Regions from separate parts of the Homo sapiens genome. Here all the other regions are linked to region 2. A link is a contact called in ENCODE Hi-C or POLR2A ChIA-PET data. All regions are on one chromosome and are shown on one strand. Each heading gives the region's core, a stretch centred on a gene start or an enhancer-like site at or near the end of the contact. The rest is flanking DNA. Distances are from core to core; before and after follow the strand shown.

The links. Hi-C counts contacts between places; a loop is a spot of excess contacts on that map. ChIA-PET counts read pairs that join two places held with the same protein, here RNA polymerase II (POLR2A). Pooled maps may share reads with other maps.
Region 1: a pooled map shows a loop between it and region 2 (2.9-fold over the local background). The contact joins the promoter of GLTPD2 here to the promoter of SPNS2-AS1 in region 2. A Hi-C loop is called at or near these places in 1 of 50 pooled maps.
Region 3: POLR2A ChIA-PET joins it to region 2 with 11 read pairs in PC-9. The contact joins the enhancer-like site here to the promoter of SPNS2-AS1 in region 2. POLR2A ChIA-PET finds 5 or more read pairs at or near these places in 2 of 52 experiments (PC-9 and naive thymus-derived CD8-positive, alpha-beta T cell).

What each region holds. Positions count from the first base shown.
Region 1 is chr17:4,786,891-4,790,925 of GRCh38, reverse strand. It overlaps GLTPD2 (glycolipid transfer protein domain containing 2), which reads right to left and starts at 1,962. Exons shown (of 4, transcript NM_001014985.3): 1 at 1,809-1,962; 2 at 1,636-1,700; 3 at 1,249-1,415; 4 at 337-1,167. The coding sequence starts at 1,914. The coding sequence ends at 630. RefSeq lists an enhancer at 196-275 and a silencer at 506-1,155.
Region 2 is chr17:4,497,485-4,501,569 of GRCh38, reverse strand. It overlaps SPNS2-AS1 (SPNS2 antisense RNA 1), which reads left to right and starts at 2,835. Exons shown (of 3, transcript XR_001752763.2): 1 at 2,835-3,419; 2 at 3,855-4,028. It overlaps SPNS2 (SPNS lysolipid transporter 2, sphingosine-1-phosphate), which reads right to left and starts at 2,689. Exons shown (of 13, transcript NM_001124758.3): 1 at 2,153-2,689. The coding sequence starts at 2,522. RefSeq lists enhancers at 1,255-1,889, 1,890-2,525 and silencers at 2,567-2,616, 2,677-2,826, 2,837-2,896.
Region 3 is chr17:4,159,833-4,163,627 of GRCh38, reverse strand. No RefSeq gene overlaps it. Among named protein-coding and RNA genes, the nearest start is that of CYB5D2, 19 kb to the right of the region's middle. Within about 2 kb of position 2,232, at least 14 of the 41 ENCODE cell types and tissues checked have a DNase peak (open chromatin) inside an H3K27ac peak, as active enhancers do; they include PC-9, where a contact is called at or near this core.

The sequences.
Region 1 (4,035 bases), core at 713-3,212, 290 kb before region 2:
GTTGGAGCTTAGTGTTGGACATGGTAGGTTTGCTATGCCTAGGTGACATCCAAGTGGAAATACCGAATAGGCAATCGTATATGTAGGATTCTGGAGTCCAGGAGAAAGTGGATTGAAGTTGTGATTTGGAAGTTATCAGTGTATGAAATGGCAAGATCTTTCATGTTCATTGTGGGAGTGGCCGTGGAGTCACTTGGCTGCACAGGGGTGAAGCTCAGGGACAAGTCTGGGCTGGAGACTCAGCGTGTGTTTGGCAACCGAAGCCACGGGAGTGACTACGATAGGCCGGGGGAGCGTGAGTCTCTCGGCTGCCGAGAACAGAGATGACACATCTTCTCACCTTCGTTTTTTATTTCCCTTAAGCGCCTGTCGTCATCACACAAAACGCCCTACGTCGACGCTGCCAAATATTGCTTTTTTATTCCTCACAGCTCCTCCCGTCTTTCCGAGACTGCGGACAGAGGGAGCTCAACGCCATTCCCTGCCGGGGGCGGCCCTCGCCGCGGCGACGTCACGGAAGAGGCGGGATACGGAGGCGGCCGCGGCGCGGGCTGCAGGACTGACCCCGGGCTGCGCGGCCCCACCCCGGGCGGTCCGCTCCGTTCCCGCCGGTCCCCGCAGCCGCCGTCTTAGGCCAGCTGGAGCAGGCCGCGCTCGGCCAGCAGGCTCTGGGTGCGGTTGTAGACATCCTCCAAGGTGCCGGCGGCCCGGACCAGCGCGGCCCGCGCCTCCGCCTCGGTGGCTCCGGGACACGCCAGCTCCAGCAGGCGGCGGCGACCCGGGAAGGCGAGGAAGGCGAGGCGGGCGGTCTGTCGGACCAGCCAGGGGTGATGCGGACCCAGGGCCGCACGGTAGGCGTCGCTGCACTGCACGCCCGCGTCCGGGCCTCCCAGCGCGCCGGTCGCCACCCGGTGGAGGCAGAGCTGGGACCAGCGCAGCGCGCGGTGCAGCAGGAGCAGCGTGCGAGAGCCCGAGCTCCGGGTCGGGTCCCGGGGGGCCGCCCCCGGCTGCTCCAGCAGTCCCGCCCTCCGCTCCCACGCCGCCATGGCCACCAGCGACCAGTAGTGCTCCGCGTCCGGGCCGTGCACCCGAGCCTCCAGGTCTGTCACCTTGGTGAAGGCCTCCCTAGTGGCGAAGGCGAAGACGGAGCCGAGGGGAGTCAGGAACCTGCGGGCGAGACGATTTGAGAGAATGGAGATGGAGCCGCCAAGGAGGCGGGGACCGGCTGGGGGGCGGGAGGCCACTCACTCGACGAGTGCCCTCCATCCCGCCAGGTACGGCGACAGCCCCACATCCCCTTCGGGTTTCAGACTGGCGTGGAACCGCCTCATCATGCGGCCCAGCATCCCCCGAGGGCCCAGACACGGAGGCTGTTTCCTCTCCGGGGCCTCCAGGGTTCCCGACTCCTGCCGGACCTGGTGGGGAGACACGATGGGAAGAGGTGGGAGCAGATTCTGCCCTGAAGAAATTGTTCCGAAGGTTTAGCTGGCGGCTCTTCTGCTGTGCGCTCAGCTTCCGACGGGAGAGGGTAGACCGGGGGAGGACCCGCCCTTTGCCGGACCCTCAGCCTGGCTCCACGTCCCCCTGTTCTGGTCCCTCCTGGAGCGCCCGCGCCCAATCCTGCGCCTAGCGTACCTGGAAGGGCGCCGTTTCCCCTGGAACGCAGGGCTGCGCCCTGGGTCCGCAGCCCGAGCGGGCGCCTGGGTAGAGGAGAAGCGGAGCGGTGAGGGCTCGAGAAAGAGGCTTGAGTCGTGAGGGCCTGGATTCCGGGCTTCCTCCCGGAGCAAGTGAGGGAAGGGGCAGCTCACCTAGGCTCCGAACACTGAGATAAAGCAGCAGCAGCGCGAAGATAGCGAGAGGAATTGAGTGGCTGAACCAGTGCCGCAGGGCTGGGGGCCGCGCCGCCACTCCCATGCCTGCTGCTGGGACCGCCGCCCCCTCACCAGCGCCTAGCCAGTCCGTGTCCCTCCGCCTCCAGGAGGGGACAGAAGCCCGTGGTGCCCTGAGGCGCAAAGGATTAATAATTAACCTACTAAGGCCCCTTCCCCTGTGCCCTTCGCCCCAAAGGGCAGCTACCCTGGGTGCGAGGAACTGGGTGAAGGGAATTTGGGGGATTCGACAGCAGTGACAGATCAGTGCATTTCCCTTCCCTGTAGGGCCAGCTGTAGCAAGAGGCACTCTGAGTATTGGGAAGAGAGGCAGGGCCCAGAACAGCTCCCCTACTGAGCAGTGGTGTGGGCCCTAAATTCACTCTGGGCTTGAGTTCCCTCCACTGTAAATTGAGGATAATAATAGGTACTTTGCAAGCCTCATGTGAGGATTAAATGATAACGTATGTGAAAACACTAAATGGAAAAGCTGACCACAATTGCCCTATAAATCTTATTAAGTTCAAGCATTGTCCGGCTCTGGGATCCAGGGAACACCCACTTCTCTCTCGCTCTCTTTTTTTTTTTGTTTGTTTTTTGTTTTTTTGTTTTTTGAGACAAAGTCTCGCTCTGTCGCCCAGGCTGGAAAGTGCCGGCTAATTTTTACATTTTTAGTAGAGACAGGGTTTCACCATACTGGACAGGCTGGTCTCGAACTCCTGACCTTGTGATCCGCCCAACTTGGCCTCCCAAAGTGCTGGGATTACAGGCGTAAACCACCGCGCCCAGCCGGGAACACCCACTTCTAAATTCTCTATCTTATTCCCAGGGGACTTTGTCTTGACCTGGATACATGACCTCTTGCAATCATATACGTACGTCAGGCTTTATCCTTTTGCATTTTTGTGGTTTAATTTTCAAAACTCCAGATTGGCTCTTCAATCATTCATTGCACCAACTTTTATTAAGTACTTCCGCACGTACTAGGCTTCAAGAATACAAAAGTGCCTTCACAGAGCTCAAGGTCCACTGGGGGAGAATTTATCCTCTGTCTCCCCCACTGGAATGTGACCTCTGATGACAGGGGCCTTGTTATTCTTGCTTACAGCAAGTGGAATATTGCTTAAGCCAAAACATATTATTGCTAAATAGGTATTGAATAAACAAAGGAGTGTGTATGAGGGGCAGGTAAATCTGGGGTTGTGGCCCCTAACAAATTTAGCCAGGCATTTTTAGGCCAGGCACGGTGGCTCACGCCTGTAATCCCAGCACTTTGGGAGGCCGAGGTGGGCGGATCACCTGAGGTCAGCCTGGCTAACATGGCAACACCCCGTCTCTACTAAAAATATACAAATTAGCCGGGCGTGGTGGCGAACGCCTATAATCCCAGCTACTCGGGAGGTTAAGGGAAGAGAATCGCTTGAACCCGGGAGGCAGAGGTTGCAGTGAGCCGAGATGGCGTCACTGCACTCCAACCTGGGCAACAGAGTGAGACTTCGTCTCAAAACAAACAAACAAACAAACAAACAAAAAACATACTTAGCCAGATTTTCTCGCTTTTTGTTTTGCAAATTAGGAGTCCATCTGGTGGTCACAGGGGGAAAGGCATTCCAGGAAAGGATATAAGGATACAGAAAGCAATGGAAGAAACAGCATGATCTTTTCTTAGGGGTTCTTAGTCTCCTGTCCCCAAACTTCTTAGAGTTATTCCTGTTGGACCGGGCGCGGTGGCTCATGCCTGTAATCCCAGCACTTTGGGAGGCCGAGGCAGGCGGATCACAAGGTCAAGAGATAGAGACCATCCTGGCCAACACGGTGAAACCCGGTCTCTACTAAAAATACAAAAATTAGCGGGGCGGCGTCTTGGCGCGCGCCTGTAGTCCCAGCTACTCGGGAGGCTGAGGCAGGAGAATCGCTTGAACCCAGGAGGTGGAGGTAGCAGTGAGCCGAGATCGCGCCACTGCGATGCCGCCACTGGGCGACAGAGTGAGACTTCGACTCAAAAAATAAAAATAAAAAAGAATTATTTCTGTTTGTATATGTCTTCTTCTAAGGTAGGGAGGAGTGTCCCGGATTCTCAAGGTGTTAGGGCCCTGAGCTCTCAGAAGACCTCTCAGAGGAGGAAGAGACTTCTGAGCTGACAGGAGTTTTCTCAGCTTCTCCAGTT
Region 2 (4,085 bases), core at 1,586-4,085:
TGGTGTGTGAGCTCCCACTCCAGGCCAGGAGAGGGAGGGAGGCACAGCCCAGGCAAGTGTTTGCACAGGACTTTCCGGGCCTTCCTCCCTAACTGCCCCACGCCCCTCTTAGCCACCACTCCCCACCTCCCTTTACCAATTCACCACAAATTTCCTATCTCATTCCCCCATGCTGACAATCTGACTCAGAGACCTGAGTAGAAGTGGGAGCAGATAAGTGCCAGCCCTCCCTGATCCCACCCTCTCTGGCTCTGCCCCTGGCAGAGGCAGTTCCCCTAAGAACGTCAAAGGGGGTGGTCTGGGGCCAGAAAAAAAACAAGTTGGAGAGCGCTACAGTGCCAGAAGTAGTACCATTCCTTCTTCAGCTGAGAAAGGGTGGGAAGACCTCCTCCCAGGCAGAGCCTTACTGTTAGAGCTAACACCAGCTTTGCCAGTCACTTTCCTGGCCATCTTGAACGGGGGCTGTACAGGGACATTGGTCCCCCTATCTGTGTACAGAAGCCTTTTGTGAACTGACTACAGGTCCCAGGTATTCTCTGATTTCTCCCCCAAAGGATGGCGCTTATGCTCCCAGGTCCCCGGCAGCATGGTGCATGCGTGACAGCGGCTGGCGTTTTTGGGAGGTGCTCAATATTCCTGCTCTCTAGACCAAAGTAAGTTTCTCTTTGGGATAGCTCGACCCAGAAACTGATGCCACTGGTACCCACTTCCAATTTCCTCCAGCGGAAGGACAGAGAGCCAAGGGGGGTTGAAAGCAGGAATGGGGGGAGGGGGAAGCCTCTGCCCTCCCATCAGAATTCTTCCCTTCCATTTGACACAAAACTCCATTCAACAGACGGGGAGACTGAGGCCCAGAGAAGGCACCAGGTGGCATGTGGTTTATGCCCGGGCTCTCTTCCCTCAATTGCCGCAAAGTTCTCTTTAGAGTCTGTCCAAAAATAAATCCTTCCCTCTCTCCTATCTCCTCTCTCTCTCTGTTGTGTGTGTGTTTGATAGCTCCAGATTTTACTAAGCTATAGTTACGCAGGTTCTGGGCCAGCATGCCAGGCACACAGTACTGCTCTCCTCCTGCAGGGAGCCCCTTCCTATGCCAGTCTGGCCAAAGTCCTTCCCTCTCAAAGCTCCACCATTCCCAACCAGTAGCAGCTCAGTCTAGGGCAAATTCTTACCCCTAGACCCACCCCTAATTGCTGGGGAAGGGAGCCAGCAGAAGGCAATTCCAGAACCACGTGCGTCCCCCAAAGGCCCAATGATCAATCAACTCACAAACGGGCAAACAGACCTAAACACACGCTGAGACTGGCCCAAGGTCACACACCAAGCACATTAGGAGCAAAGCTGGGGCTAGAACCCAGTTGTTCTATCGATCCCAATCCCGTCCCCAAGGCTGATTCCCAGAGATGCTCCCTGAGGATGAGGCTCCACGTCTCTAGCTCCAGAGGCCTGCGCCCTACCCTACACCCCAAGCACCATAGAGCAGGGGGAGGCGTCTCCAGGCCTCTGTACAGGGCCAGCTGCAAACCGCAGCCTGGGTCCCCAGGCGCCGCGGACCCGCCCCGCCCCTCCCTCCGCTCCCCGCAGCCCGGAGCCTTTGTCAGCCACGCGCTCACACACAACCGCGCCGCCACGCGCACACACACCCGGTCTCCCTAGCGCACACCCGCAAGGGGCGCGCGCACTCGCCGCACGCACGCAGGGGGGTGGAGGCGGCGGAGAAAGGAAGGAACTGACGGGCCATGGACGGACAGACGACCTGGGCTGGGGGAAGGGAAGGGAAGGAGGCCCGGGAACCGGCAGCTGGGGTCGGAGGGGGCGCAGAGACAAGGAGACAGAGAGACGCAGAGGAGACTCTTGGAGAGGAGGACAACGGATGGGCCGTCAAGGGCTGGAGAGGACGCGCGGGCTGCTCCAGGGGTGGGGACTCCTCTATCCCTTGGCCCCGGGTGTGTATGAGCGGGGAGCTGGATTGTACCCGTGGTGCACGGAGGCATCCCTTGCCCAGTTGTGCCTGAGCAGAGGGTCCGTAGGGACCTCACGTAGGGCCTGGAGATAGCAGGCCTGAGACCAAAAGCTCTCTGGGGTACCTCCCTCGAGGCGGGTGGTGGGATGGGGTGGGGTCTTGGTCCTCGGGCTGGGTGGGGCACTCGCTCACCTGCCACGGTGTACCTGTCCAGGTAGTTGAGCACGTTGCCCAAGCTGAGGATGGCGGCGGCTGCCCCCCGCCCGCGGCCCAAGCTGGCCGGTTTGGGCTGCTGAGCGCCGGGGCCCTTTGCAGTAGCTGCGCAGCCGGGGGTGCCGGGGGTGCCGGGGGGTCCGGTCGGGGCCCGCCTTACGCTGCCCGACAGCGTCTGCACCTCATCGCCCGCGGCCGAGACTCCAGCGCCGCCCGCGCCCCGCGCCCCGCAGCAACCGCTACCGCCAGCCCCTCGCTGCGCCCCCCGGCGCCGGCGCCGCCGCTCCGCGTCCGCCTCCTCCTCCTCCGCGCCGCCCGCCGCCGCCGAGGCGCATTCCAGGCACATCATGCCGGCCCGGATCGGGGCGGCGGGGGGCGCGGGGGGCGCGGGGCCCAGGCTGGGCCCGCTCAGCGCGTGCGTGCGCCGCGGAGCCGCCACTGCACCATCCTGGTCGGGCCCCGTCGGCTCCTGCGCTCCGGCCCCGGCTGCGGCGCTGCCACCGCTCAGCTCGCTGCGCCTCGTTCGCCGCCGCGGCTCTGACAGCTGCGGCCCGGCCCCGCCCACCAGGCCCGCGCCCAATCAGCTCCGGGCTCGGGCCACAGCCCCGCCCCGCACGTGCTGCCCTGGGGGTGGGGGGCCCGGGGACTGGGGGCCCGGGCGGCAGAGCCCCTCCTGCCAATGGGGGCGCAGTCACGCCGGGGCCGACCGGCCGCGAACGCCCGCGGGGAGCGGGAGAGGGTTTGCTCTGGCTACGGAGCTGGGAGCAGGGTGCTGGTGACGGGGCTCCCAGCACCTACTCAGTACCCTTCACCCAACCCCTGCCTCGGGCGTGGACTCCCGGCGGAGGCTCTGGGAGCCGGGCTGAGGGCTTGAGCCTAGCGTATCTGGGAGAACTGGAGAGAGGAGTCTCAGATGGCTAAAGTCAGGGGCGCCAGTTGGAGAGCCGGTGGCTCCTCCGATACTCACACGCCCGGATTTAACCAGTTCAGGGAGGGCCCAGAACCTAGACCTCCACCAGTCATGGTGGGCTGTGTCTCCCACCTCCCCAGGGCAACCCAGATCCAGCCCCCAACCTACCCCGGGCCCATTCCTGTGTGGGCACCCGGACCCTACCCTTGCCCCACAGAGTGGCCCGCAGCCCCTGGCGGGGAGAGCAAGGGCTGTGATTGGGGCCCAACAGAAACAGGATATTCAGAAGGGGCTTTCCCTCCTGAGGGACCACATCTCCAAGCTTCAGACTTCCAGGTATGTGCTAGAGAGGGTACAAAGCCCCCAGTGGCAGACAGGAGGCTGGGTCCTAGCTCAGCTCTGCCCTGGTGTGTGGCATGATCCTGAACATGACACCCACTCTCTGGGCCTCCATTTCTGTATCTGGGGGCAGATGGCAGGATGGGATTCAGTCTGGAAATCCACGGGTGGTCACCTCCCCTTGGTGGGACGGGGCGGGGGTCTGCCTCCTATGGAGAGTGGTTGGGGTGCTTCTGTGTTCCTGACATCCCATCACGGTTTCACCCCTCCTTAGAGGTGCTGTGGCTCTGTGACGATCTCCCCCTTCCCTCCCCCATTCACCTGTTTGGGGAATTAAAATCGAAATTAAAATCCTGTATAAAGTGCAGAGGACAGAATGTTAGAACTGGACAAACCCTCGGAAACCAGTTAATCATTCCCTGTGTTTCACAGACAAGTCCCAGGGCACGGACGTGACCCATTACGAACAGGCAGTGAAGCTGTGGCAGGGCTGGAGCTGCCCCAGGCTCTGGCATCATCCCCGAGGGCTGGAGCTCACTCCCCGCTAGAGGCTTTTCCGGACCCCACGTCCACAGGCAGGTGCATCTGGTGAAGCTTTCGGCCACAGTGAGTCATGGCATAGCCAACGGGTGACACAGCACGAGGCACCCCCCCCGCCCCCCT
Region 3 (3,795 bases), core at 983-3,482, 340 kb after region 2:
GGATTTTGGGGCACCCATCACCCAAGCAGTGTACACTGGACCCTTTTATCCCTCACCCCAACCCTTTCCCCTGAGCCCCCAAAGTCCACTGTATCATTCTTAATGCCTTTACGTCCTCATGGCTTAGCTCCCGAAAAGTAGTTATTTTAAACATACTAGCTGCCTGAACTTACTGTGCCCTTGGCCCAGATTTCAGCTCATAGCACCGAGCGTGATCACTGAGGCAGTCTCAGTCACCGTCACCTGACCCCTCTGAAGTTCTCAAGAGGATCCACTCATGAGGAGCTTTCTGCTGGCCGAGGCGTGAAGGGCGACTGGCACTGTGGGTTTCAGAGAATGCTAAGGACAGTTTCAGGCCTTGCAAATTAAAACCTAGTGATCCATAAAGCCCCTGTACAAATCACTACCAATCAAGCAGCTCACGTGGCCCTCACGCTGTCCTGAGCAAATGTATTCCCTTTTTCCTGTCTTCCATTTTGCTTACCCCTAGGTCAGACTAGCTGTGGTGATTGATAGAGCTCATAAAGCTCATTCTCCAGTGGCTTTTCTCCTAGTTAATATGCATGTGAAGTGTTTCCACAGGACAATCCCAAGTAATCCTCACAGCTGCCCTTGAGGCGAACAGTGCTAACCACGCTGTCACTGGTTATGATAAGCGAAGCACAAACAGTAACCAGGCACATCAACTTCCACACGTTTGCCCAGCCAGGGAGAGCACTGGGTTTTAGTTCTGCTTTTTTATTCATGAGCTGAGAGTTCTGGGCGAGTTTCCTAACTTCTTTGCCTCTGTTTCCCTATCTACATAATGGGGGCGGGACTGTAGTCCTTAACTGACAGGGTTGCCTGGAGGAAGGTGATCAGTAATGTGTCCTTCTCATCCAAGTACCCGGATTCTGGTGTGTGCACCGCAGGCTCTTCTGGCAGTATCTGCTGCCACCGGAAGAAATCTGGGGGCTCTGGCAGTAGGAAGTACTCTCAAGGCTAGGGTCCAGCCTAGGGTTGTTGCCCTTCTCTGAGGCACCCACAGACTTCTGAGCAGGCACAGTCCTAACCTCCCCATTGGGGCCAGCTTTCAGAGTACAGCTTTGCCTAGAGCAAAGTGAGTGTGGGGCGGGGCGGGGGTCACGCAGTGGCTCAGCTGTGACCAAAAAACGTCAGACTCTTCACTCTTAGATGTTTATAGAAAACTGTAATCTCAGAATGAAAAGGCAAATGTTGAAACTTCTTTCAAGATGACTTCTTTATTTTTGGGTTTTGTTTGTTTGTTTTGGGAGAGTCTCTCTCTGTCGCCCAGGCTGGAGTGCAGTGGTGTGATCTCGGCTCACTGCAGCCTCCACCTCCCCAGTAGCTAGGACTGCAGATGCGTACCACCACACCCAGCTAATTTTTGTATTTTAGTAGAGATGGGGTTTCACCATGTTGGCCGGGCTGGCCTCCATCGAACTCCTGGCTTCAAGAGATCCGCCCACCTTGGGCTCCCAAAGTGCTGGGATTATAAGCGCCCGGCCTCCTTCACAATGTTGGAGTGGAGTGCAGCTGCAAAGGCTTTGCCTTGACACTGTGCTCACTGGTGTGGCAGAGATCAGACTCGCATCACAAAGCCCAGCTCTGTCACCCGACGGTTGATGTAACTATTAGAAGAGGTGGGGAGATATTTATGCCCCTTTTCTGGGCCATAAAATGGGAACTTCTCAAGGCAGGCATAGAGATTAAATGAGAACAAGGCCTGGCCCAGCATAGTTGCCCAATATGTATGTTTTCTCCTTCCCTTCCTTCTGCCAGCAAGTCTAACTGCATGCTCAGCCTAAGCTGAGCTTATCTGTGGCTTCCATCAGGGCCTTGCCCTTCCTCCCCCATGGTTTTGCCCAGGGCCACCTGTACTGGAGAGGGAAAGGCCAGGCATTTCTCCAGTAATTACCAGCTTCTCATGGCTGAGCCCTTCAGGCCATTAAAATGACAACCTACTCTTGCTGAACCTAATTCTTTGCTGAATCCTTTGCCCTGACATGAGAGATGTGTTACCAGATTAAGTAGGAAGGTAAGTACCATAAGGTAAGTATCAAAAAGGAAATGAATTCTCAACTGAGCAAGGAACAGAGCAGGCTGCTGAAGCCAGCCAAGTCTGTCCTGGAGCCTGCACGCAGGGCTCTTGCATCAGTCAGAGATCAGGTACCCTCTAGGCACGGCCAGAGCCCGCAGCTGGCTGGAATGACTAATGCTCCTTTTTGTTTGTTTGTTTTTTGAAGGATCAGAACATCTTGGGACCTGGCCCTCACACTCTCCCTGCATTCCTACCGCAAGGACAGCCTCTGGCTGCTCTACTGGGTTTATTCCACCATACTATAAGCCCCCTGAGGTCGGAAGCCTTGCTTCCTCGACCACCCAACCCTAACGTGATGCCTGGCACATAGTAGGTTCTTGGTAAGTTATTTGCTGAATGACTAAGGAGGACTAAATCATGGGCAGTAACTAGTTTCCAGTTAGCATGGAGTTGGGGGCTGTTTCTGGTTAATAGAGAAGTCTCAGCACTGAGCTCAGGGACTGCCTAGAACTCAGAAGAAAATCCTAATTTCAGCTCTTCTTTCTGTCTGCTCCTGGTCCTGCCCCAGGGAGGGCAGAGACATACAGAAATATGGAGGAGTGAAAATGGCACCGAATCAGGCATCCAGAGCTTTGAGTTCTAGGCTCAGGTCCATGCTCAGTGACTTAAGTTCTATGTGCCTTTATTGCCTTATCTCCAAAAAGTGCGGTGGCTCACGCCTGTAATCCCAGCACTTTGGGAGGCCGAGGTGGGCAGATTGCTTGAGCCCAGGAGTTGGAGACCAGGCTGGGCAACAAGGTAAAACCCCATCTCTACAAAAATAAAAAACTAGCCGGGCATGCTGGTACGTGCCCATCATCCCAGCTACTCGGGAGGCTGAAGTGGCAGAATCTTTTTGAGCCCGGGAGGTCAAGGCTGCAGTGAGCTATGATCACGCCACTGCACTCCAGCCTGGGCAACAGAGTAAGACCCTGTCTCAAAAAAAGAAACAACTCTGCACGAACTTCCCACACGCTAGGTGCGGTGGATATAGGGGTACAGCGCTGAGTAAAGTGGATTATAGGGGCATGGTGCTGAGTCACGTGGATATAGGGGTGAGGAGCTGAGTCACATGGATATGGGGTAAGGCTCTGAGTCATGTAGATATAGGGGTACAGCGCTGAGTAATGTGGATTATAGGGGTACGGCACTGAGTAAAGTGGATTATAGGGGTACGGAGCTGAGTTGCGTGAATGTAGGGGTACAGCGCTGAGTTGTGGATATAGGGGCACAGAGCCGAGTCGTGGATATCGGGGTATGGAGCCGAGTCGTGGATACAGGGGTACGGCGCTGAGTCATGTGGATACAGGGGTACGGAGCTGAGTCATGTGGATTATAGGGGTACGGAGCTGGGTCGTGGATATAGGGGTACGGAGCTGAGTCATGTGGATTATAGGGGTACGGAGCTGAGTCATGTGGATATAGGGGTACGGAGCTGAGTCGTGGATATAGGGGTACGGCGCTGAGTCATGTGGATTATAGGGGTACAGAGCTGAGTCATGTGGATATAGGGGTACGGCGCTGAGTCATGTGGATATAGGGGTACGGCGCTGAGTCATGTGGATATAGGGGTACGGACAGTCGTGGATTATAGGGGTACAGAGCTCAGTCATGTGGATATAGGGGTACATAGCTGAGTCATGTGGATATAGGGGTACGGAGCTGAGTCATGTGAATATAGGGGTACGGAGCTGAGTTGTGGATATAGGGATATG